Linked DNA regions of Mus musculus: region 1 is linked to region 2. A link is a loop called in an ENCODE intact Hi-C map of the cell type or tissue named here. Cell type or tissue: left cerebral cortex. All regions are shown on one strand. Links, peaks and the distances in the headings refer to the core of each region. The heading gives the core; the rest is flanking DNA. Region 1 overlaps Sec22a (SEC22 homolog A, vesicle trafficking protein). Region 2 overlaps Slc49a4 (solute carrier family 49 member 4).

Evidence for each region. Peaks named below come from ENCODE experiments on the same cell type or tissue, not always from the same donor. Only the 100,000 strongest peaks of a DNase experiment are listed, where the experiment ranks them.
Region 1: it touches region 2 in a loop (4-fold over the local background); 8 of 42 quality-filtered maps call a loop at or near these places.

The regions. Positions count from the first base shown.
Region 1 is chr16:35,313,152-35,324,124 of GRCm38, forward strand. It overlaps Sec22a (SEC22 homolog A, vesicle trafficking protein), which reads right to left. Exons shown (of 7, transcript NM_133704.4): 6 at 5,653-5,718; 7 at 1-1,136. The coding sequence ends at 936. Among named protein-coding and RNA genes, the nearest start is that of Sec22a, 45 kb to the right of the region's middle. In left cerebral cortex, for the core only: a CTCF peak has its summit at 6,439; a DNase peak (open chromatin) is centred at 6,447.
Region 2 is chr16:35,721,818-35,732,790 of GRCm38, forward strand. Slc49a4 (solute carrier family 49 member 4) reads right to left here. Exons shown (of 9, transcript NM_153550.4): 5 at 8,469-8,577; 6 at 936-1,003. Gm25967 (a small nucleolar RNA gene) reads right to left here and starts at 416; the gene lies at 270-416. In left cerebral cortex, for the core only: CTCF peaks have their summits at 4,988 (motif pointing left) and 5,193; a DNase peak (open chromatin) is centred at 7,541.

The sequences.
Region 1 (10,973 bases), core at 2,257-10,256, 410 kb before region 2:
CACAGGGCTCTCATTTTGGTGCCAGGCAACACCTTTCACTATTACAATGAATGTGCTACTTGGGTCTAGAGCCCTGGTGGGTATCAGTACCTTGTGAGAACTTAGCATTTCATTGTGTGCTGGCAAACTGATAACTCATTTTCCACTTGGAGTAGGGGCTCCTTTCTTTGTTAAATACTTTATGATCTTAAAGGTTAGAAACTAAGCAAATAATAGTATACATAGTACCCAAATGATAAGAATTTGGAAGACCACAATAGTCAAATGAATCATGTATTTTTAGTGATTTCAAAAGAAATGATAAACATGGTCTAGAAAGAAAACACGTTATCACTGTGTTGTCAGGACTTGTGATATTGTAGAGATGTACATCACAGCCCTCTCCCACACCAGGTGATCTCCAGAGTTAAAAGGTGGCAGAAACAGAAAAAGTAAAAAAAATCAATTCCATGCCATTCTAGGCTTCATAAACTCTCGATACTACAACTGTGCCAATAATCTGACACTTAGTACAGTGGCTGTCTTAGATCGTAGCTTTCCAATTGCTGCAGCATCTTCTTCATTGGTCTACACTAATGCCTCACAAAGGCAAACTTAGGTTGCAGCATTTCTGCCTGGTCCTCAGAGCACGTCCCAGGACTAAGCTTTGCTTAACTCTCTGGTGAGGATTCAGTGCTGCCTGCCAGGTCTTCAGGTGATTCTGAACTTCTGCTGTGATGGCCTGACATTCCACTGTAGGAAGGATCCTTGTGGAAGTTTTCTTACCAGGTCTCACACGCTCACAGGCTGATTTGTAAAACAAAACGGGAAGATGGGCAGAGAAAGAAAGCAGAGCTTCTCTGGTGTGGTGACTGGTTTCTTCATCACACTGGCAGCAAATTTATGTCCTCTCCTTCTTCCCCTGAAGGCAAAGGCAAATCATCCGAAGGGAGATGTCAGACATCATGGTCAGGAGCCTTGCCTTGGGCTTGCCTCAGCCAGATCTGCAGTGTAACAAACGCTCCCACAGTCACATGAAAGAAAAGCTGCCAGAGGTTGCGCAGTTCGTAGAGATACATGTTGCACAGACAGATTAAGCCGAAAGTCAGAAATGACTTGACATTCCGCCAGCTGGTGTAGTACACAAGTAAATAACACTGTTCAAAACATAAAAATCAGAGTTGGTTAGGTTACAGGAAAAGAGCTAGATATGTAACAGAGTAGAATAAAACATGAGAAGAAAATGAAGGAAGTTCCTAGAGAAGAAAAAGAGAATGTAAGCTATTGGAGAAATTCAGTCACGGGAGTTCCAGGGCTCGAAAGGGAAACAGATTTTCCCTTCTCTGTCTTTCGTTTTCAGAAGAAAAACATTCTTCATCATATGTTGAATGGAAGTACAGCCCGGTGACTCCCTTGTAAGACAGACTTCAGAAATTCTCTACCCTAGCAGGGAACAGGATAGATACACTGCTGAGCTCTCAGCCCCTGGGCCAGTGAACCCAGGAAAGCACAGAAACACCAGCCAACAGCTGAGGAAGATGGACGCTCCCACAACTGGAGTCTGAGGGGTAAAGAAAACAACAAGTCTGAGGTGTGAGAAACAGCGGGGGTGGGGTGGGGGGTAGAATGTGGCTGAGGCTGGGGGATAGTGAGGAGCTGCAGGAGTTGGGTCTTGCTCCTCAGCTGTGACAGAAACAAAGCCATTGCATTGTTGGGTCTCCACTGAAGGGACAGAGTGATATTAGCATATCTTCATCATTTAGCTTAAAGCAGTTATAGCTTAGAAAGTAGGAAAGGGGACAAAGAATGACAGTGAGTGCTCTTTCAGTGAGACAGTAAAGGTAGCATCCCCCACCCACCAGCCCTAGTACTGTCCCCTTTATCCTTCATTTTCCCACGTTATAAACATGCTTATTTTGCTTGTCACCTACAGCTCCTGTGCATTTGCTCATCTCCAGAGTCTAGAATAGTGCCAAGTACATAATAAGTGCTGTACAAAATTTAATGACTGAATGGATCCTTTTCAAGAATGTGCCTGAAATCTACTATCTGGGAAGTAAGGGATTTGTATACACTCGTGAAGTCTCTGAAAAGCAGCGGTAGTTTCTGTGAACTGTATCCAGGCTTCAGAATGGGAGGTAAGGGAGTTCTTGCCAAACATTAGTTCTTTCACGAGTGAAGATTAGTCCATATTTAAAACTGAAGAATGCACACCAGAGTGATGCTTTTAATCCCAGCACTTGGAGGCAGGAGAATCTCTGTAGGTTAGCATGGCCTATAAAGTTCCAGGCAAGCCAGAGAACTATACAGTAAGACCCTGCCTGCTGTTAAAAAAAACAAACCAAAAAAAAACCCTATTGCTATCTATATGCCACAAATAAAAGCATTTATTTTAAGAGAGTGATTTTCACTGTGAAATAAAGGTTTAAAGACATGAGTTTTCTTTTGAATAAACTTTGGACTTGGAGTAGATTTGAAATAGCAGAGCTGTACTGTTTCCACAGCCACCACAGAACAGTCATCACACCAGGACGTGATCACAGTGAGGATTGCTAACTGATGGGCTTTGATTTTGTCCAGTGTCCCATTAGGGACCTTTTTCCCACCCAGGATTCTGTGCTACTCTTAGCGGTCACGTCTCCTCCAATCTGTAATAACTTCTCAGTCATGACCTTGACAGACCTGATAAATATTCATCAGTTATGCTGGAGCTGTGTTCCTCAATTTGGATGTGTCCAGTGTTCCAAGATTGAGTTAAGCATATGTAATTTTGCCAAGAACAACACAGAGGTGCCAGGCAGTATGTTTTATCAGTGCTGTCAACTTGGACCCCTTGATGGGAATGTATGCCACCCTCTGCCTGCCTCAGTTATTACAGTGGTGTTTGCTTAATGGTGATTTAATAGTGACGTTTTATCTCCATCATTCTTTCTACATTCATTAATTGGAATTCTACTGTAACGAAAAGTTTTTCTTGTATTAAAATTTAATTGATGACTCAAGTTTTCACAGGCAACGAAGAAAAAAGATGCCTTGCAATGAGCGCTGTTGATATCACCTTGATGAAACATATTACACAGCTAAAATTTTACTCTAAGCCAAAAAAGAAAACAAAAGAAGAAAAAACTTGAAATATTCAGAAAGAAAAACCAACGGTAGCAACACTGTGACTAGGTATGACAGGTGGTCTTTTCCTTTTAAGTTTATGTTTCACAGTTGAAAAAAATGTATTACAAGTGTCTGACATGTTCTGGAATATATGGGGAAAATGAAAGTTTTATAAATAGAGGAGGACAATAGAACATCTAGGGAGATAATGTGTCTATATCTCAGTAAACGAAGTAACAACAGCAGACTATGACAAGTATCTATTGTTTGTTACCTATAGTCAGGAACCACTTTACAATCCATCAGGTTTTTAAATACTATAGATAATATTGAAGTGGAATTCTTAAAACCTCAAATAAACTATAGAAACATAGAAAAAAGAAAATTAAAAAATGAAAATAGAACAAAAAGAAAGCCCAATATATCTATAATTATATTAAATGTAAATGGCTTACATACAGCAACCAAAAGAAAGAGATTAGCAAAGTAGACTAAAAAACCAATTTCATTATCAGAAAATTGCATCAAATAACAGAGGCAAATTAAAAGTAAAAAGATGAAAAAGAATATGTCATGTACATTAATCAAAAAAGGAAAAGTATAAATATAAAAACACTTCAAAGCAAAGAAAATGATGACACATGAGTAAAACTGCCAAGACAACAGAGCAATCCTAAATTTGCATGAACTAAAACCACATAGCTTTAAAACATGTGAGACAAAACCAGAACTGAAATGAAACCTAGAAAGGTCAACTTCTAACTTCTAACAAGAGCAGAAATCAATAAAATTGAAAACAGAAAAACAGAAGAGGGACAAAAAAAAACAAAAAAAAAAACCCCAAAAACCCCAAAACAAAACAAAAACCCTGATGGACTGAACAGCTGGTTCAAACAGTGACATAGAAACTGACAGGACCAACTGTGACAATATAAATTACCAACATCAGAAAAGAAACACTATCATAAACATTGCAGACACCAAAGGAATAGAGATATGACTACCAACTCTATACATATAAATTAGATAAAATAGACCACTTCCACAAAACCCCCAAACTACCATAATTTCATCTGCTGAAATAGAAAATGTGAATCATTCTGTAACTATTAGGAAAACTGAATTTAAGGTGGTATATAGCTAGGGTAATAAAGACCATATGATTGTGGTAGAAGGATAATAGACCAAACTAACGTAATTCAGAACCCAGAAAGTCTCACAAAATACACCAACTGAGTTCATATAGAGGTGCAAAAGCAATTCCGTGGAAGAAAGCAGTCTGATAAAGAAATGGTGCTGCAGCACTCGATCACGAACAAACAATTTAAAAAGAAAAAGAAGCAGGATTAGTGACTTGGTTGGGCACAGAGGTGGCATGCTATAGGGGAGTGAACCTGTGCTCTAACTCTGCAACAGTAGCCTCGGCTCCTCCCTTTTCCTGTTATGCTGCCACAGAACAGTACTGAGTCCTTCTGTCCTCATTTTTATAAATGAGACAATAATCTTATATGACAGGGTGTAGGATTAAAGTGGGAAACCCTCAAGAGAACACTGTGCAAACTGAAGCACACTGTGTTCCACTATCAAACACATGGCGTCACATTACCTGTATGAAGTGTCATTTGAAACCTGTCAAATTTAATAAGACTTCTAAAGATAACATTAAGAAAGTTTAAAGATTTTAAAGTGAAGCCACTAAAACTAAAATGTATAATGTATGTTTGTGTAGAGCTCAAATACCTATCAAAGTATTTTCCCCCGGCGTCCTACTAAATTTTGGGTAGTCTTAGGTCCACACTGAGCTTTAAATAGTCCTACCTTTTCTTTCTTTTTCCCATAGACGCCAAAGGAACACGCCACTTATAAAGGTTGGGTCAGTGGACCCTGTTTGCTCCTTATGGTCTAACAAAGTTATTCCTGAGTATTCCTCACTGCCATGGCCATTCTTCCCATCTCTCCTGAGACTGATCTCCCTACTGGCCAGGCACAGAACCTGCCCCCACCCCCACCCCGAGTCGTCTACACATTCACTGGCCTTCCTTCTCAGTGGCAGTATTTCTTTCACGGCCTTGCTGCTATTGCCAAACTTCACGCTCCCTTTATTTTCCATCTGAATTGCTAGAATCATCTCCCAACTGGTTTCCTAACTGCCAGTCCTTCTGTTTACAATCCATCCTATTCGCCTCTACTGAAAAGTCATGCCTACTTAAAAATCCTAAAATATTACTTTGCTGTGTCACTCCTTATTAATGGCTTCCTCCAGAGCACAAATCCTCTCGTTCTCACTAGACAACTGAGAAGTAGCCTTTCTGCCGCAGGCACATGACGTGGCACCCCTGATAACCCACCACAGAGAAAGGGTTAGGACTAAGTCCACTGTGAACATCTGCCTACAACTCAAGATTGACGTGTAGGTTACAAAGATAACAGAAGACCAAATTATAGGAGAGGCAAATAACTCAGACACCATTTTTATGTATTTTAAACACACAGGCAATTATGAGACCCGACATCTGAAACAAATAGCAATGGGGAAGTGTTTGTTACAAATGGGAGGAAACCTACCTGGTAAAGGCAGGCTGCTGTCCCAAGGAAAAATGCAATAATGTAATTAAGATCCTCACCATCACTCTGTAAAAAACAAATCAAGATTACCTTTTGATTGGCAGTACTTACTTAAAAAAAAAAAGCCAAAAACAATCTACCAGGATAGGATATGTTTATGTTTATACACACTCAAACATTTTACAAAGTGGTGTATAAAAAATAGAAATATAGAACACATGGTAAGGCAGGGAGCGAGGAGTAACTGGAGATCTGATTCAGCAGCTAAAAGTACTGACTCCCTCTCCAGAGGACAGAGGTGCAATTCCTAGCACCCACATGGGGACTGACAATGTGTCCAGGTGCGAGGGATCCAGTGCTTCCTTCCTGACCTTCATGTTCTCCAGGCAGGCACACAAGTGGTACAGAGACATACATGCAGACAAAACACCCATGCATACAGATACATTTAAATTTAAAAGGCAGAGGAATGGGACATTGAAGAAAACTGCCTGCATTCTCTGTGTCTTAACTTCACCTATCAGCAGCCTGTCACCCCAGGGATGATGAGAAGCACCGAGGAAAAGCTAGCTTCCTCACAATACAGAAAACCTCTTCTTCCAGTAAAGCCACATGAAAATGCACTCCACCCTGGCAGTGAGCAAGCTCCCCCTGCTCGTGAGGCTCACCACTTAAATACAATCTGACAAGCTCTACTCCCCGGAAGCACATAAATGAATTGCCTAATAAAGTAACTTGGCATGATAAATAAAACTGTGGTGACTGAAAAGCTACTGTCCACTAGAGTGTGCTAAATCCCCAAAAGAAAGATCAGGCCTGGTTATAATGTCACTGAGCTAGAAAACAGTAAGGAAGAATAGCCAGAGCCTGTGAGAATAGAGAACCATACACTTGTCCTTTGTTCCTAGCAAGTACCGGCATTCAACTTCCTTCACTGTGTGGACGAACAGTACACAAAACCAAGGAAGGAGGAGTGTTTTTCTTCCATGCAGGGACATTACACTAGACCTCTTATTTTAGGAAAAATAATTTTCTTTTTCCTACAGGATCTCATGATGTAGCCCAGGCTGGCCTCAAATGCTCAATCCCCTTGCTCAGCTTCCTAAGTGCTGGCATTACAAGACTGTGCCACCAAATGTGCCTCTCTCTGCCCATGTGGGTGGAAGGATCGGTATACAATAGAAAGAAAAGCAAATTGCTTTAGTGCAGTTGATTGAGTACAGAACAGGCCACAAGGCAGAGTGGCTTATGCTAGTGAGATCTTGGAACAGAAACTATTAATCCCCCTAGGATGCTCAGGCCAGTTCTGCCCCAGAAGCAGGCAGTTCAACAGTTTCTACGTTTTTAATTCAAAGGCTTGAATTAAACTGCTTATTTTTTTAAGTCCTTTTTCCCAATTATAAAAGTTTATGTTCAAGCTAGTCAGTGGTGGCGCACGCCTTTAATCTCAGCACTTGGGAGACAGAGGCAGGCAGATCTCTGAGTTGAAGGCCAGCCTGGTCTACACAGTGAGTTCCAGGACAGCCAGCTCTATATAGAGAAAGCCTGTCTCAAAACACAAATACGCGTACACACACACACACACACACACACACACACACACACACACACACACACGCACGCACACTATACAAAGAAGTCCATGTTGTTCTTATATAAAGGAACAATGATTGTTAACCTTTCCGAGTGTTTCTGGCTTTTTCTCTCTACCTCTCCACTCTCCATCCCCAAAGAAATGAACCTATACTTTTGCATGCTGCTCTTTAGTATTTTGGTTGAGTCATAAACACTTTCTAACATGGTAAATACATCAACCACAGAATATGTGAAAGAATATATAGCCTTTCAACATATCACAGGACCTAATTACTGGTCCTATAATGTAACAGGTTTTTTTTTTTTTTTTCTGAGAGTACACTGCCATTTGAAATCTTTCTTAATTGATTTTACAATACCTCAAAGCATGTTTCCAGAGGCAGTCTGTGCTTAAATCTTTATTCACAAGCTGTATTTTTTATTTCTTAACTCATTTCTGCTTTGTAGTAAGTACTGCAAACAACTCTCGAGTCTGAGGACCCTAGGGCATTAGTGCTCTCTAGTCCTTGGGCATGTGGAGTCTAAGCCTCCATCCTGCACACTTCAATATGAGACCCACAGCATCCTATCTGCAACGAGCTAGTTACTGGCAAAGAGATCACAGGTCTCCTGACTTCCAGGGCAGCATTTCTGTTATTGTCACAGGATTCATTTTCTAATACTCCATATGAAAAGTAGCTCTGCTTTCGCCTTGATCTAATTATCATCATTTCAAAACTGATCGTTAGAAGAACCCCTGCACTATAAACAGTGTGATAAAAGCTTATACACTCCTGAGGTGTCAACTCACAACAACCTTATTAACATCTCTAAACTCAGAACAAAGCTAGGAAGCAAGTGCAAATAATCCAATTTACACATTACTCTGAACATGAAATCAGATTTACCAACTTAAAAATAAATATATATATAGAGAGATAGATATAGATATAGACAGACAGACAGACAGACAGACAGACAGACAGAAAGAAAGAAAGAAAGAAAGAAAGAAAGAAAGAGAGAAATACATACACACATACAACAAAGAAAAACTTTGGTGCCACATATTTTAATAAATTCTATCACTCTTAGTAACAGTTACTAATCTAGAATAAGCAAACTTATGCTGAGTCTTATTTTTTCATTTTCTTCACACTTTGTGTCTGCGTATGGTTGCACATATAAGCATGCACATACACATGTCACAGCAAACAGATGGAGGTCAGAGGAAAACTTGCAAGAGTCAGTTCTCTCCTTCCATCCTAGGGGTCCTGGAATCCAACTCAGCAATTAGACCTGTAGCAAGAGCCTTTACCAGCAGAGCCATTCCACCAGCACACTTATCTGGGATCTTTAACAACAATGGCAATACACAGGAATGCTGACTCCTGTAGGTCTGCAGAGTTAAACATGCCACAAACATAAAGTAACATACTAGAAGATAATAATTCTTATTATTCAGAGTATTTACAAATCAAGGTTATAAAACTATAAACTTTAAATTAGTACCTATCTACTATACTATTCACAATCAGGAAATATACAATATATCATCCACTAGATTAAAGTTATAATTTTCAATAAATTCTTTACTTATTTTTCCTGTTTTAACAACAGGGAATCACTATATAGTATTGAATGGTCTGGAACTCACTATATCAGGCTTGCTTTGGACTCACAAAGATCCTAAAGGCATGTGCTATCACACCCAACAAATAAACCCTTTACTTTATAAATCAAGTTTTATAGAACTATGGAAGCTGTTGATTTTTCAGCTCTTTCACTAGCAAGAACTGAATAACTCCACTTATATAATTCTTAATATTTGTACAAAATTCTTCAGAGAAAGCTTCAGGAAGAACTATTTAACTTGTGATTTAAAGGGATTATTCCTAACACAAAATGCACTGAGAAACCAGAAGAGACTAGACCAAGTCTAAAGGCTTTAGTGAAGACAAAAAAATGACTTTTCATCCCGTATAAACTGTGAACAAGAATAACTCTGAAGGAAAGAAAAAGTGACCAACATCATGTCATTGTTACACAAAAGATTTACCTGTATCTGAATTTTTGGTACTTGAAGAATCTACCTATTAAACTGGATTAACAAAAGATGTTATTTTTTTTGCTTCTGTTTACCCTAGAGAAACTGTTTTTCATTGCTGAGGATTGAACCGAGCGATCTCGTACTGTTAGGCTACTGTTCTAGCATTAAAGTTCTACTCCTAGCCCAACAGTTGTTTTGGTGAGCAATTTTACATGGTTCAAAGTAAGAACCATCTAGGAAGAGGCACTTAGTGAAGCCTTGCTGCCTCTCCATTCGTTCCCCATCTGCCAGTCCACCATGTGTATTACCTTCCCAACCTTGCAGAGCTTGTTTATGCAGATTAGAACATGCTGTTATTCAACCAGACCATTCTTGCTATTTGCGTATGGAGGAAGGGCAGTAAGTTGACAGGGGCTAGTACACACAAGGTCCATAGGCCCGACCTGCATTTCACTGGCATTCTCAAACTGGCACAGAATTTATATATAGACCTTAAAACACAGATCAGATTCCTAAACCACGCTCCATTCTAACTGGGGCATTAATGTCCTCACATGGCCTATGCAGACCCCCACAGGCAGAGGAAGCCTACCTAATCATGCTTCTAAGAACAGGCTAAGTTCAACAGGTTGAACTTTTAACTGCTGCCAAGTAGGGTTGCACCTCACTGGAGAACATCAAAATATCAAAGCTCGGGGTAAGAAACATGTCTCCCTTCCAGTTTTCCTTGGACTGATCACCAAAGAAAAAGTCTTTGTTTTACTCTTGGCTTCTTAACTACGCTTTTGTGTGTGTGTGTGTGTGTGTGTGTGTGTGTGTGTGTGTGAGAGAGAGAGAGAGAGAGAGAGAGAGAGAGAGAGAGTGTGTGTTGAGACATGGTTTCACTATGTAGCCTTGACTGGCCTGGAACTCAGAGAAATCCACCTGCCTCTGCTTTCCAAGTGCTATATTAAAGGAGTATTCCACAGACCCAACTAAGATAGATTTTTTTTAGATTAGCCATAGTCATATAGAAAATTGAGTAGAGAGTCTTCATACTCAACTCCTGGCTCAGTTTTTAGTAACAACTGGAATTGGTGTGATACATTCACCACAAATGCTGAGCCAGTATTGACATATTACCACCCGGTAATTTCCTCTCTTCCTGTTGTAGGCTCTGTGGCTTGGACAAATGCACAATGGCAAGCACCACCACTAAGTCACAAAGCACCACTGCATGGCCCTGAGAATCTCGGACTTCCCATCCCAGCATAACTATAGAACTTACTGTCTATAGGTCTGCCTCTTGCAGAAAGTGTCCGGGACGTAGTTTTTCATGCTAGCTGCTTTCATCAAGCAACATGCACTTTAGAGGTGTCTGTCTGTCTTTTGTGACTCCCAGCCGTGTCCTCTATCACGGAATGGTTGTCGTCTACTGTATGGATTACTACCGTTTACCACTCACCTTCCATAGCTGTTCCCTTGAAATCATAACTAAGTTGATATAAACACCCACATGTTGAAAGTGCTCTACTTATTTGGTGAGAGACACCTAAAAGCACTATCACCAGATGAGAGAGTAAAGCTTTGTTTAGCTCTGAGAGAAACAGCCCAGCTGTTTTCCAGAGTTGCAGTTAACGTTTTACACTCCCACTTAGCAGCAAATGAGGGTTCCCTTGTTCCATACCCTCATCAGCATTGGGAAGTGTCAGCTGTCAAC
Region 2 (10,973 bases), core at 891-8,890:
CTACACCTGTTAATCAGGGTCTGCCTTCCCATGAGTGCCCAGAGATGCTCTGACAGACAGATGCTCTTTTTGTACTCTGTCATTGTCTTCAGACACACCAGAAGAGGGCATTGGATCCCATTACAGATGGTTGTGAGCCACCATGTGGTTGCTGGGAATTGAACTCAGGACTTAATGGAAGAGCAGTCAGTGTTCTTAACCACTGAGCCATCTCTCCGGCCAGACAGATGCTCTCGGACACTCATCTCCCTCCACCTGCCTCCTGCCCCCTCTGTGGGATGGTTGATCCTGTGTGTGTGGGGGGGGGAGGGGGGGAGACAAGCTGGTCCCAGACCTTTCTAAATCTACCAAGTTTCTTTGTCTCCAATTCTTACATGTCCAAGGACAGAGAACAAAAACACACGTTTGTAGGAGGATAACACTTGTCTTCTTACTAACTTTATCTTTTAAATTATTATTATTTTATTTGTTTGTTTGTTTGTTTTTTCGAGACAGGGTTTCTCTGTGTAGCTCCGGCTGTCCTGGAACTCACTTTGTAGACCAGGCTGGCCTCGAACTCAGAAATCCGCCTGCTTCTGCCTCCCGAGTGCTGAGATTAAAGGCGTGTGCCACCACGCCCGGCTTACCTTTTAAATTATTTTTTAAAAATTATATCACATTTTTGGAGTGGTTCCATCTGAGGATGTTGCTCTCAAATAAAGTGAAGAGAAGGAGTTTCATTATGCTGGAAATACACTTCCTGCCTTCAGACACCACTTTGGGAGGGACTGCTCCCAAGCAGGCTTCTTGTAGCTGGAATCTGTTCTGTAGCGTGAACCCAAACAAGAAGCCATTTCTGGCCTTTTCTTCTGCTTTTTCCTAAATAGTGTTAACATTGGAAAACCCACTTCTTATCCCTCCCATCTACTTATAAGTTTGATATGAAATAGTCTCACCTTGCCATAGCTATCCCAACAACACAGCCTCCAACTATGGACCAGAATCCAATCCAGCCAGCGTCTACCTGTTAACAAAGTAGCAGGCTTGTTATTAACATATTAATAGGTGTATTCATACAATAACATTAATACAAGACCTCTTCAGTCAATATTAACAGCTAGCTAAATGGCAACAAATCTAGGAAATATTTCTAAAAATGGATTAAAATGAAATGATTCATGTGTAACTAATGAATACAAATTTCTCTATGTATGTATTAATTTTTGTTGGAATGTTTAAGTCAACAAAACAATACCATTAAATATTTTCAGGCACGTGCTATATATATACTAGCATTGTCTAATACTGCCTAATGCTAAGACCTCTCAATAAGAAAGGATAGAAAACGTGGTGGTGCACGCCTTTAATCCCAGTACTCAGGAGGCAGAGACAGGCGGATTTCTGAGTTCGAGGCCAGCCTAGTCTACAAAGTGAGTTCCAGAACAGCCAGAGCTATACAGAGAAACCCTGTCTCTAAAAAAAACAAAAACAAACAAAAAAAAAAAAGAAAGAAAGAAAGAAAGAAAGAAAGAAAGAAAGAAAGAAAGAAAGAAAACAGTCCATGACCTCAAGAAGTTTAAATCCAGCTGTCATACATAAAACTCCTATAAAATAATTGGTTGCTAAAACATTTGGCCATCCTTATGACTGTATTGAGTGATAAGATACCGTGGGAGGAGAGATGGGGAGAGAGACCTAAGGCTGAGGAAGAAGATGGTAGTATAACCTGGATAAAACACATACCCCAGGCCTCATGTGACTCAGCTTGGCCCCCAGATGCCCGCACTACCTGAAAAGTTCCGGAAGCATTAGGAGGTACAGCCTACCTAGAGGAAGGAGTTTACTGGGTTCATGTCCCGAGGGACTGTGACTTGTCCTGGGCGCCTCTCTATGGGAACTTAACTGCTCTGCTGCCCGCCATGACATTTGGCGTCTCTCAGCCCCATAGCAATGTGCCATGCAGACACAGACTGGAATCTATAGGACCATAGGCAAAGCCGTGCTTGTTTCCCATTAAGTTGTTCTATCAAACATGTTGTCACTTTCAAGTCTGATGAAGACAAGTAGATAGAAGAGAGAAAAAAAAAGAGCTGAACTCGGAAACTGTTTTTATTCTTGCTCCTCGTGAGCTCAGTGACTCTGGTCAATTCACCTCCTACGTACAAAGTGGTGAGGGACACTGTGCGCAGACTTAGCTTGGTGAGCGGCACATAGCAAGTGCTCACTAAGCAGCAGCAGCTCCCATCTCAGGACGCTTCTCCCATTTTAGCTCTTCCCCGCCTTCAGGCCCATGTGCTCGGGGCACTTGTCACCTCTGCCCGTATCCCTACAGCACCTGTGCAGGCGTGTTCGAGCCCTGGTGCCATATGGAGGTCACCTTCTGGTGCCGGCCCCACCCTGCCTTTTACCCTGAGCCAGGGTCTCTTGTTCCTGGCTGCTAAGATGGCCCTCAAGCTTCAGGAGCTGCTCCTGCCTCTCACTGCAGGAGCACCGGGTCTGCAGACTCAGCCTCCACCACTGTTTTTACCAGGTTAGAACCTACACTTAGGTCCTCCTGCTTGTATGATGAGCCATTTACCCGCTGAGCCTTTGTCTCTCTAGCACAGCCACGCACACTTTCATCCGTCCCCTGGGTGAGTGGCAATGTGTGTCAGCAAGAATGTGGGCCTAGCTGTACTGATGCTGATCTTTTCAATCCAGTTATGATCTTTTTCCTTTGTTAAATTAAAAACTAAAGCATAACTTTAAATTATGTTTTAATATCTGGTGTGATCATGGACTCTGTATCTCTCAGAGTTTAAACATAGAAAGATACCAAGAAGGACTTTTTAGGGTTTGCAATACTAGTTAGTCACAGATATGCAAAATTCAACATCATTTAAATAGACTTGCACACTTCCTTATTAGAACTTATTGAGAACTGGAGAAAGTGGTTGTCTTGTGGCAGAGACTCATCTATGGTCTAGTGCACGTGTTGGAACCGAATCCCCGGTGAGACACTACAGAGAAGAGGGGCCTTTTATAAAAGAAGAGCTGCCTCGTCCTCTGCTGTGTGACGGTGCAGAGAAGGGGCGTCTGGAGGCAGAGAGTAATCTGGCAGATATGGAGCCTGCTAGTGTTCCAGAACTGTTAGAAATAAATTCCTGTTCCATCAACTTCCTAGTGTAAGGTATTTTGTTAAAGTATGTGGTGTGGACTGAGACAGGCACACGTGGTAATCTGGATTAGTATTGTGGTTGGGAATTACAAACTCTGGGAGGAAATCCATCTGAAGCCCGGGGGAGTGCGGCGGAAGGCAGGGTTATGCGAGTATGATTAGGCAGGAAGGGAATCCAGAGGGACAGGCTGGGCGTCTGCTTATTTCAGAACATGTATTTAAGGGACTGACACGTGGTTCATCTCATTCACCTATGAGAGAAAATATGGGTTTGGAGTTCTCTGTAGGGTGAGGACCTTGTGAAAACAGACTTGACGTGGGACCCTGATGGGCACACCGCACACTGGAAGTGCAATGGCCTTTCATGAGACTAAAGTTTAGATTTAATGGTTCCAGTCCTTGAAATCAGACTAAAGAAGTCTAGGTTCTCTCCAGAAAGCAGATAAAACCTCACAGTTCTCTTTGGAGAAAAAAACAGCACCCTCTCGCCATCCAGGTGATCTCTTTACAGCCTGTGCCTAACACTCAGCCAGACGTCTCCGTCACAGTAAAGCAGACCACAGGCCAGAGAACAGGGCCTGAGGTGCAGACTGAGAATGAGCGCCGCCGGGAGATGGAAAAGGTAAGTGTGTCTGTAGAACTCTGTACACTACAACAGAACAAATCAAGACTTATCACTCAAAAACAGTTAAAACTCGGAGGAATTTAATAGTATCTTACAGCTGAAGATTGACGTGTTGAGCTGGAAAAATGATAGATAAAATATCCAGCCAGAAGCACTGAAAGGTAAAATGACAGAATGCAGTGCAAAGGTGTAAGATGTACGGCTAGAGGTGCCACACGACAGGAAATGCAGCACAAAAGTGTAACACGTACAGCGCCACGTGAGGAACTGGGGAACATAAATCTTAAGGAGATGTTGGCTAAACATTTCTAGAAACTGAAGAGGCAAGTTCTACATCCAATGAGTCCTACAAACCTCAAGAAGCATGACTGTGGGGCTGGGGGTGTAGCTCATTGGGAGGGTGCCTGCCAATCATGAACAAAGCCCCAAGTCAGAGCTCTTGCATCTCACAAATGGAGCATGGTGACAGGTGACTGTGGCCCAGCACTCCAGAGGTGAAGACCAGGGATCCAGGTCATCCCCAGTTAAGCTGTGAGCTTGAGGTCACCCTGGGTTACACTGAGTTCCTGTTGCCAATCTTGTTTTAATTTTTAAACAAAAATTAAAATCTATAGATGTTATACTTGTAAAAGAAAACAGGATATGTTCTTATAAACACCTCCTACACTGCAATGGATTATGGAAATATTTTAAATTAAGTAATAATGATGAGCTTAAACACATTCAGAGAGGTATGGGCATAGATTCAAATGCAATAATAATAAGAGTACTACTTAATTAAACGTATGAGATGGGATGGGCAATCCATACTTTTTAAAAAAAGAAATTGCCTTAAAATGGATATATTTAAGTTGAAAAATCAAAGACACTCAGAGGCATTTACGTTTAAAAATTAGGAAAAGAAGCAAAGTAACTCCTTCTTATAGGTGAGAACAGAAGAACATGAAGAGGAAAGAATAAATCAACAGGATGTTCAGAAAAGAAACATTCAATAAAAAGCTAGTGGAATTACTCAAGGAAAAGCTATGTGAGAAGACACTGATATTCAGGGCAACTAATATCCTGAGTAACTGGTCCTGGAGGGCCAATAAAATCACCAGAGAGTAGATGACCATGACATACACTTTGCCAGGACACTGAACACGGGACATTGGCTGCTCTTCCAGAGGTCCTGAGTTCAAACTGCAGCAACTACCTGATGGCTCAAAACCATCTGTAATGGGATCTGATGCCCTCTTCTGGTGTGTCTGAAGACAGCTACAGTGTACTCATATACATAAAATAAATCTTTAAAAAGTTGTCCACTGAAATGTTAATGTAGGACTGCTTTAAGAAATCTATTTTTACTTAGTGTGTCCGTGTGTTTGCTATCATGCATATGCACCATATGTATGCAGTGCCAAGGGAGCTGGAAGAACCCTGAAACTAGAATTATAGATGGTTTGGGGCTGCCATGTAGGAGCTGGGAACTGAACCTGAGTCCTCTGGAAGATCAGCAAGTGCTCTTAACTGCTCAGATATCTCTCTAGCCCTAATTTTGTAACTTTTAAAGAAACAGATTCAATAGTTAAAACAATTTTTTTTCACAGAAAAGCAAATGGCTTAAACAGTAAGGTCTACCAAATATTTAGAGAAGAACAGAAGATCAAACCCATATTTTTTTTAAAATCTCTTTTTCTTTTTTGAAATGGGGTTTCTCTATGTAGTTCTGGCTGTCCTGGAACTCAGAGAGATCCACCTGCCTTTGCCTCCCGAGTGCTAGGGTTAGAGGATATACCACCACGCCTGGACCTCAAACTCGAACTCATAATCTTATATGAACTCTTAGAATAAAAGAAAAGATAGAATATGTCTCAAATTGCATCAATACCAGCATAACCTTGATACCAGTGCTAAGGCTGTGGCTCGGTTGGGAGAGCGGTGACCTACACGGCCTGGGTTGATCCCCAGCAGGGCAAAGCCAAGTGCACTTCTAGCCCAGGGGAGGAAGAAGCGGGAGAACCACAAGTCCAACTGACAGATCAGTTCACTGACAGGTTAGTCCACTGACAGGTCAGTCCACTGACAGGTCAGTCCACTGACAGGTTAGTCCACTGACAGATCAGTCCACTGACAGGTCAGTCCACTGACAGGTTAGTCCACTGACAGATCAGTCCACTGACAGATTAGTCCACTGACAGGTCATTCCACTGACAGGTCAGTCCACTGACAGGTCAGTCCACAGACAGGTCAGTCCACTGACAGATCAGTCCACTGACAGGTCAGTCCACTGACAGGTCAGTCCTCTGACAGGTCAGTCCACTGAGAGATCAGTCCACTGACAGGTCAGTCCACTGACAGATCAGTCCACTGACAGGTCAGTCCACTGACAGGTCAGTCCACTGACAGGTCAGTCCACTGACAGGTCAGTCCACTGACAGGTCAGTCCACTGACAGGTTAGTCCAGGGACAAAAGGTAAGGAAGCAGAGATGTACCTTCACTTCGTTTCAATGATTCAATCTTTGGCCGGGCAGTGGTGTCACACGCCTTTAGTCTCAGCACTTGGGAGGCAGAGGCAGGCGGGTATCTGAGTTCGAGGCCAGCCTGGTCTACAGAGCAAGTTCCAGGACAGCCAGGGCTACACAGAGAAACCCTGTCTCAAAAAAACCAAAGCAAAGCAACAACAACAACTGACTTAAACATCATATCAAACAGCTGTATGTTCCGCATGGCTACTGTGCTGCTTCCCTAGAGGATACAAGGATGTACACTCACGAACTAGGAGCAAGCGAGGGTTTTTTCCCTCTATCTTCTGCAATATAGTCTTTGCTAAATCTAACACCTAGACTATTGAAAAATTGGATTCTGTTGATTACTCTTTTCTTGTTTAAAACATGGAGCATAATTTCCAAGGTTTTTGCATGTCTAATAGGACTGTTATATTCTACTTTGATGGGTGGTAAACATAGAAAGTGCACTCTTTAGTTGTCCTCTATGCTTGGTGACACTGCACTGTGGAGGACGACCTGTGTGTGCTTATGGTAGAGAGGAAAAAAGACTTGGACCTGTGTTTGGGAGGGCTCACTGTCACAGTAGCCTGTGGTCTTCAGGGCTTGCTGCAAGCTTTGCTAACGGTGGTTCATACAGAGTAAACCTTTGTCTACAGAAGGGATGATTTTTCATTCTGCACTTAATATTCACGAAACCTGGCTTGACAGCATAGGTCTGTAAGGCCAGATATAGGGAGGCTGAGGCAGGAGGATTGTAAGCTAAAAGCCTACTTGCATTATGACTGAATTCAAAGCCAGAACTGGGCAACTTAGTGAGGCCCTGTTTCAAGGGGGCTGAGATTTCATGACAGTAGTAGAGCCCGTGCCTAGCCTGTGTGAGGCCCTGAAGAGGTTTTGGGGTGCTGTGATCCTGGCTCCATACCACAATTCCACCTCTGTTGTCTTTGCTCTACTTTCAACTCTGTGGCAGGCTACCAACTAAGCCACTTGGAGCTCTAGGTATGCAGGCCATTTTTCAGCCTTCAGGAGCAGGAAGGAATGACCCTATTTAGGGCTACTAGCAAGCCTCCTCCTCATTCCTCTTTTCTATTTTTCTGCAAGAAGGGTGGGCAAGAGACTTGAACAGGCAGTCACAAAATAGGACATTCAAATATCCGCTAACAGTTGAAAAAGAAAGTCCAGATGTCCCTGTGAATGCACACAAGGCTCAGTCATTAGCACATCTATGAGAAGGCTTCAAACACTGCTGTATAGCCACGTGTTCTATTGACGGGCAGCAGGAGAAGCACCAGCTGCCGCTGACAGGACTGTAAGGGATACAGCTGCCTCAGACGGGACTTACACTGCCTGTCAAAGGAGGCATACGGAAAAAGCAGCAGTTCCATTCCAAAACACACAAGCAAAAGGACAGTGCATGAGAATGGTCACACAGCCCCACTGTGACAGCAAAGAGTGGGAGACAACCCAAGGGCTCATTAAAAGCAGATGGCCAGACTGTTCACTCAGAGCAATGGTGGCACAGTGGTATGCTGGGTCTCTATCTGCCTTTCCTACCAGCAAAGAGAATGCAGTACAGGCATCGAGCATGGTGAAAAGGTTTAATCTCATGGGTAATTCTTCCGAGTTTGTATATGTGTGTGTGTGTGTGTGTGTGTGTGTGTGTGTGTGTGTGTGTGTGTATGCGTGTGTGCTTGTGTGTGTGTGTGTGTGTGTATGCGTGTGTGCATGTGTGTGTGCTTGTGTGTACGCACTCGTAAGTGCAGGCTGGAGAACAGTGTGTGGAGACTCAGATCTCTCCTCCTGCGTGGGTTATGAGTATCAAACTCAGATCATCAGGGTTTACCCACGGAGCCATCCTGCTGGCCCATGGTTATGTTTTATAAAAAGGAGGCATCCTAGTTCGGAGACAAGAAAGTACTTAGAATAGCAATATATCAGGTGATGAGTTTGTAATTTATCAAGTATGAAACAAGGATGAAGGATAAAGTTACCCAAACTAAGGCTTTTTCTCTTTTGTCTATCAGTATTAACAGCAGCCAAAGAAATTCGAAACTCAACACTGATGTTAAAAATCAAGTTTTCAACTGTCCCAGAGGAATCTTGTTTAGTTAGGCAACACTTTACCTAATCTTTGAAGCTAAAATCAAAACTTATCACCATTATTTATAAATTAAATGAGCTAAAATACCAACAACATATACAGGTACAAATACTTACTTGACTGACATGCACTGGTGTTAAAATTAAGTCCAGAACTCCAGACCAGCCAGCAAACACACCAAGTGGTATTGCGTATGCTAAAGCAATCATCAAAAACCTCAAATTGCTGCAAAAGAAAAGATTATTACAAATTTAAAATGTAGAATTTAAACTATTTATGAAATACTTAAGTCATTTTGAAACCAGAACACAGAATAAGGAGTGTGTGTCCATTTGTTGATAAACTTGAAATTCTCTAACATTTTATTTTCTTATAAGAATGAATTCTGTGGCACCCAGCCCTAAATGGGATGATTTTATCACAGCCCTGCCCTCAAGGTCAGTAGATGGGAAGATTGTAAGAGCCAGAGTTGGTAGAATCAGGGAACCAGGACAGAGGCACATACAAACTCAGAGACCATGGCAGCATGAGCAAGACCTGCCTGGGTTCAATACACACAAAATCCAGCATCGAGAGGAGAGTGGACACAAAGTCTCACCCCTACCCAAGAAGCTCTTTGTATATATCTGCCGGGAGCAGGAAAATCAGTTTTCTTTAGTGGAATCACAGGGTAATATCAATCACACTCCAGGGCAGGCCCCACGCTCAGAAATAGTTGGCTAACACAAAACGGACCCCACGGTTCTTTTGTTTTGTTTTGTGTTTGGCTTTCTTAAGAGAGAATACGAAGCTGGGTGGGGAGGGACATAGGTAAGAGCCTGAGATGAACTGGAGGAAGGGAAAGATTATGACCAATATATATTATGAAAGTTACAAAGCCCCAGCAAAACAAGAGATTGCATAAGTATCCTTTCACTTATAGCTCTTAAATCCCCAGGGTTTGCTGTGCTATACTAGTAAGTTGTTATATTGCACTTAGGAGGCTGAGGCAGGACAGTTACTTTGAGTTTGGGGCCATGAGTTCCAGAACAGCCTGGGTTACAGATCAAGACCTCATCTTAAAAAAAAAAAATCAAAACTAAACAAAAGAAAACCCATATAGCATCTAGGAATAAACCAGGAAGGCCAGGGACTAATATGAAAGAGAGAGAGACAGGGAGGAAGGGAGAGAATAAGGAAGAGGGGGGAGGGGCGAGAATCTTAAACCTAACTACAAGAACAGAAACAATCTAAATAGATGCACAGTCTTTACACTCTCAGCCTACATGTAAATTCAGTGTAGTCACAACTAAACTCTTACTTGTATTTTTTTTCTAGAAACTTAAGAAATATGAAAAATAAAATTCCTTAAAAAGCTAAGTCACCCTTTAAAAAGCTTGGTGCGGAAACCCTTGTCCTGAGATAGCAAGACTAACTGCTCGGCCAAGGCAGTGACAGTGTAGCACTGGCTCACAACAAAGATGACCACGGAGACGGAGACAGAGAAATCCTACAAACAGTACAATGGCACTGCCAGCCACGTGCCAGGGATGCTTCCAGATGCTGCTCGCCATCTGAGGAAAAACGTCCTCCTACACCGGCTGCCAAAGACATTTACTAAGGTAGGATAAAAATGCACATGTGAAAGACAAAACCAACAAGCAATAACTTTAAAAACTGTGCAAAATGATTAGGCAGACAGGAGACCGGGAGTAGATACTTGAAAGTGTTTAGATCGAAGAGAGATTTATACTTAAAATATGCACACCATTTAAGAACTACCATTAAAAATTGGGCAAAACTGTGGAGAGCAACTTAAGTAGATGAAGTCTAATAAGCCACAAATCATAGGATGAGAGTCTGAACATATTAATTATGAGCTAATATAAATTAAATGAAACATAGCTCACAGCTGTTACAGTGGCAAAATCAGATAATTACAAACTGTTGATAATGTGACGTCCGCTGGGCATCTTTGAGATCAACCTGGTGATGCCAGGCAAGTTGGGTGTAGAGAACCTTATGGCCTAACAATGCACCAGCAGGCACATTCTCCAAAAAGACTCACATCTATGCATGGCATGTGAGGGCATCACCGCGGTTGTGTCTTGGCAGCAATGAACTGGAAGCAGTCCAGGTACACAATGGATAGGGGGATAAAAAGTGACTGGCTAACCCTGAGGGCCATTTGTTTACTGAGCAGTGGGGAGACAACTTGAGAAGAAAAAGAGAGCTCTCCACATATCAAGGACTACCCTCACCAGCGAAATCACGTAAAACAAAGACAAAAGAGAGACCTAGGGCTGTGGCTCAGTGCCAGAGTACTGGCGTAGTGAGCACAGGCCCTGCCTCAATCCTCAGGGCCACTGACAACCAAATGCAGTGACAATTTTGGTTTCTTTAAAACCCCAGTTATGCTATGTGGGTTGAGGGGAATTGAACCTGGGTCCTCTGGAAAAGCAGCCACTGATCCATCTCTCTAGCCCCAAGTGTTTGCATGCTGCCTGCTGCCTCATGAGTTCCTTTAATAGTTCCTTGGACCAGGACCTAGACTGGGGGCTCACCTTGCATTTGGCCTGAATCCCTGGTGTGGGAGATGAGGCTGTTTCAGTTTGTCCACAGCCACTACCCATGACTGCCTT